2 separate regions of the Homo sapiens genome follow, and region 2 is linked to region 1. Evidence: read pairs that join two places in POLR2A ChIA-PET (ENCODE). Cell type or tissue: Caco-2. All regions are shown on one strand. Region 1 overlaps SMARCAL1-AS1 (SMARCAL1 antisense RNA 1). Region 2 overlaps XRCC5 (X-ray repair cross complementing 5).

What was found. ChIA-PET counts read pairs that join two places held together with the same protein. Peaks named below come from ENCODE experiments on the same cell type or tissue, not always from the same donor. Only the 100,000 strongest peaks of a DNase experiment are listed, where the experiment ranks them.
Region 2: POLR2A ChIA-PET joins it to region 1 with 5 read pairs; 2 of 35 experiments call an interaction of 5 or more read pairs at or near these places.

Annotation. Positions count from the first base shown.
Region 1 is chr2:216,391,668-216,394,167 of GRCh38, forward strand. All of the region lies in intron 2 of SMARCAL1-AS1 (SMARCAL1 antisense RNA 1), which reads right to left. Among named protein-coding and RNA genes, the nearest start is that of SMARCAL1, 20 kb to the right of the region's middle. RefSeq lists an enhancer at 265-794. In Caco-2, no CTCF peak of the experiment used is centred here; no DNase peak of the experiment used is centred here.
Region 2 is chr2:216,170,650-216,173,149 of GRCh38, forward strand. The region is part of intron 16 of XRCC5 (X-ray repair cross complementing 5); the gene reads left to right. Among named protein-coding and RNA genes, the nearest start is that of LINC01963, 45 kb to the right of the region's middle. In Caco-2, no CTCF peak of the experiment used is centred here; a DNase peak (open chromatin) is centred at 1,462.

The DNA of each region.
Region 1 (2,500 bases):
AAGACCAGCCTGGCCAACATGGCAAAACCCCGTTCTACTAAAAATACAAAAATTAGGCTGGGCATGGTGGTACACGCCTGTAGTCCCAGCTACACAGGAGGCTGGGGCACAAAAATCGCTTGAGCCCAGGAGGCAGAGGCTGCAGTGAGCCAGGAGTGGAAATCGCGCCGCTGCACTCCAGCCTGGGCAACAGAGTGAGACACTGTCTCAAAATTAATTAATTAATTAATTAAAATAAAATAAAATCTTCTTCTTGGAGCAGTTGTATCAGCAGCCCTGGGAGGCCTTGGGATAGGTGGGACTGCCACCCTCCTCTGGGACAGATGGCCAGTCTAGCAAGGCTGGTCTGGCAGCCTGCTGTCCTTCAAGCTGAGTGGAGCCAGCTGGGTGCTGGGGTCAGCGGGGAGGAGAAGGATGGAACATCCAGAGAATGGCAGGGTGGGAGAATGGGCCCTCCCAGTGGCAGGAGGCATAGACTCTTCTGTGCCACCAAAAATACCATCCAAATTTAAAGCTGACAACACAGGTGGAGTGGGCGGGCCACTGTGATTTGACGGGTTCTCAGAGGCTCTGCCTGCCTAAAAATATCTCCTCTACCCACCTGCCTGGGACACCGTCCCTTCTTATCAAGCCTGAAATTCCTACCATTAGAGTTGCTAAGGGTTTAGATGACAAAGAACGGGGCATGTTTCCCAGCAGGTCACCATTAAAGCAGGCTTCCTGGGAGTGGAAGGGAGGCCCTTGAGTCTGCTCCTTTTAGCACAAAGAGCTAATACGGCCAGAAGCTCAGAGGAGGCAGGAGTGGCCTACTTTACAATTTTGCCTCCTACTGAGATGCCAGTCACTTAATTCATTCATGCCCATATGACCAGGGCCCTGAAGAAATTAGGAAGCAGGCTGTAAAGAAAATAAGACAATGGGCCCACAAGTAAAGCATCATATTCTGCTTCTCCTTTGCAGTTCCATTTAGGTTTTGCATTTTCTCCTCACGGGAATCTGGGTCCAAGTTGGAGAACTTTTTTATGTGCTCGGGGCAGCCAGGCATTAGGGTGCACCCAAAGCCCCACAGGACCCCCCAGAGTTTGTTGTTCTCCCTAAGTTCTTCCCCACTTCTTCTCATCACCACTTCCCCTTGGCTAATCCCAGGAAAAAATTAAAAATCCAAGTGTGGGCTGGGCGCAATGGCTAACTCCTTTAATCTCAGCACTTTGGGAGGCCAAGGTGGGCGGGTTGCTTGAGCCCAGGAGTTCCAGACAAGCCTGGACAGCATGGCGAAACCCTGTTCCTACAAAAAGTACAAAAATTAGCTGGCTGTGGTGGAGCACGCTTGTAGTCCCAGCTACTAAGGAGGCTAGGGTGGGAGGATCGCTTGAGCCAGGGAGGTCAAGGCTGCTGTGAGCTGAGATCGCACCGCCGCACTCCAGCCTAGGCAAAAGAGTGAGACCCCTTCTCAAAGGAAAAAAAAAATCTAAATGTGTCAGGTCATGGCGTGCTATTGAGAAGTAGAGGAATGAAAGGGTGGGAGGCAGGGTGGGCAGTAGGGGAGATTCACACCCCTGTTGATTGGTTTTGCCCATTCCATTCTGACATGTGTGAGCCTCAGCTCTGCTGTCAGAGGCTGAGGCAAGGGAGGGGGACTGACAGGACAGGTCAGAGGGGACCATGGCTGACAGAAAGGGCCTGGTGGTGGCAGAGTGATTAATGATCCTGGGCTTGGAGAACTGACGATGGCCAGAGGAGGGGAAGATAGTGTTGATCCGTGCTGGAGGTTGTGCTGGGAATTTATAAGCTCTGGTGTGAAGAGGAAGCTGTCTGAATACTTAAGAAGATGCTTGGTGTAGGCCTTGTTGGTTGGAATTAGGGTGGGTACCTTGACTTAGGTCACATCATTCATTGCTTCATCAATAAGGTGCACAGGAATAAGACTAGCAAACCCAAGTGAAAAAATTCATTAATGTCAGGCCATTCTGTGGTTGTCTTATCTAGGCCAGACACACCCTGGTGGAGGAACGGGGAGGGCTTGCCCTTGAAGCTAATGGATGCTCTCATTGTCCATCATCCTGGCAAGAATTTGATTTGACGCTGGCTATAAGGATATAAAGAGGAGAGACAGAGAGTGGAAAGAAAAAAAAGTGTTCGTTTTCCCCAGAGCAGGGTATGTCTTTATCTGGCGTCCCAAGAGAGGAGTGGGATATTCCCAGTGAGTGCATTTTGGGGCAGAAGGAAGGCTACCCTTTGCCAAATGTAGGCAGCCCAGGAGCCAAACAAGGAAACAGATCCTAGGGAAGAACCTGATATCGGGCAAGAGTTTTGGTAATTTTCAGTTTTTATATTTCCTTCCATTAATCTCCGACTTACAGAAAAGTCTCTTTAAGATTTGCAGCCTGGTCTCAGTGATGCTGTAGAGGCTGAGGGAAGAGTCTGGTACCCATTTGGGACCAAAGAGCAGAGCAGTGGGCAGTGTCCCCTCCCTTGAGACCAGGGAAGTCAAATCAGTGGT
Region 2 (2,500 bases), 220 kb before region 1:
CATATCATTTCAGCTTGCATCAATGACTTGGGCCATCAGTGCAACAAGGCAGGTGCTCACAATTGGTTCCGATGGAAATGCAGAACTCTTGGGTGCTTAGGAGAAAGGGCCTGCAGCTTGCTCTTAGAATTCACCCTTGCAGTAAGTGCTAATGAGTATGATTTGTGAGACAGAGAGCAGTTCAAGGATTTACTCATGGCAATTTGGTTCTTTCTTTCCACCTCCTGTTAAATTCTGCAGTTCTTCCTTCCATGGTAGGTCATTGTCATGTCATGTAGGGTATTGTACTTGGTTCTCCTTGAATTGGGCTGTCTTCAAGATTGCTCCTTAAGCCCAGCTGGTTGAAAAAGGAAACCGGTTTCAGATTGTGCTGATGTGCAAACTGCTTTAATCAATGACTTGAAGTGACTGCTGGTGGCAAACAACAGACGCTCTTAACCAATTAAGATATTTAGGAAAGGATGTTAGGCTTTTGTTAAAATAGTCACTAATGAACTGAAATGTGTTAAGAGGAGCCAAGAAACAGCTAGGAGTTCCACTTAAATGCAATAAAAGTGTTTGGGTCCTCCCCTTTCAAATTGCATGCCCAAGGCAAAAAATATGCTGACACAGAAAGAAGTGGCAAGTGTAATTTGGTACAGTTAGCCTGTCAGATCCATGCGTGTCTACATAAAACCTAGAAAAATGTCGTGCTTGCTTCTTTGGCCAGAAAAGGGAAGGGAGTTTAATTCCTTTATAGAACAGTTTCAGCAGGGCTGGAGAATATTACCAGCTTAGATGTCTTTGGAAATGGGAGAAAATTTAACTTGTTTTTAGAGGTTCCTTATGTTTTAGAGGTTGGAGAAAAATCTTCAGTTAATAGTCATAATTAAAGGCCCGTTTTTATTTTCCTCTGTCAGATTAAACTACTGAAATCTGTAGTTATCTGTTCATGTCTCTCAGTGGTAATGAGGCTCAGCCATAACACTCAGGATAATATGGTATTTCATTGGTAGCCATTTGAAGTCAGGAGCCATTGCTCATATAAGAACTACTTTTTTACAATTCCCTTGCTCTTGGAATCCAATAATGTTTTCTTGGGGCATTGAGAGTAAGATACACTGTCTAAGTTTTCATACTTATTCTGTGATAGAAACATCTAGTTTCTCTCTTCTGTCTGTGGTAAATCTCTACAAGTCTCTTAGATAAATTGCACTTATTAATTCTACTTTTTAAAATAGCTTTATTGAAGTAAAATCTTCTACTATAAAATATACTGGTAAGTATAATTTGATGATCTTTTGTAAATTATAGAGTTGTGAAATTATCACCACAGTTCAAAGAACATTTCTCTCACACCCAAAAATTCCTGGGACCTGTTCATAGTCAGTTTGGGTCTGGAGTGCACACAGGTGGTGGGAGGTTGCAAGGTGATGCTGGCCTACATGACTTGTTCTGATAATCCTGAGTTATTGCACCATCTGTTGAATGGGCTGGCGCCATCTTGGGCCTGACGAGTTGTAAATTAGCTGCAGCCTTCAAGTAATAACCCGGTGGTGGAACATTCTATAGATACCTGGATTGTCTCTGGAACTTCTAAGCAAACATAATTAGACAAGCTAGCAATGCAGTGGAGTGTCTGGTGGAAAGGAGGAGAGTAAAGGTTGTTATTTCATAACTAAAAAGTTAATACAAAGGGCCTCAGAAGGAAAAGTTTAAGAAAAAAAGACTAAAAAATAGAATACTCGGATACACTCCAACTTTGTTCTTTTCTAAAAATGTTTTAACTACTCTATGTCATTTGCGTTTCCATGGAAACTTTAGCATCAGCTTTTCTTTTCTTTTTTTTTTTTTTTTTGAGACAAAGTCTCACTCTGTCACCCAGGCTGGAGCACAGTGGTGCGATCCTAGCTCACTGTAGCCTCCACCTCCCGGGTTCAAGTGATTCTCGTGCCTCAGCCTCCTGAGTAGCTGGGATTACAGGCATGAGGTACTACGCCTGGCTCATGTTTGTATTTTTTTAATAGAGACAGGGTTTCGCCATGTTGACCAGGCTGGTTGAACTCCTGACCTGAGGTGATCAACCTGCCTTGGCCTCCAAGTTTTGGGATTACATGCGTGAGCTGCCGTGCCTGGCCCAGCTTTTCAATTTATATGAAAAACCCACTGGTATTTTGATAGGGATTTTATTGAGTCTATAGAAGAGTTAAGGGAAAATTGCCATTTTAATAATACTGAGTTATCCATGAACATGGAATAGTTACTCATTTATTTAGATCTTATTTTTTCTCCATAATGTTTTATAGTTTTTAGTGTACAAGCTATACAGCTCTTTTATTAAATTTATTGCCAAGTATTCTTTTTGATGATGTTGTGAGTGGAATTGTTTTTTAATTTTATTTTTGGATTATTTGTTGCTGGTATATAGAAATGAAATTATTTATTTATTATATCTTGCAACCTTATTAAACTTATTAGTTCTTGTGGTTTTTTAAATATACTTCTTAGGATTCTCTACATA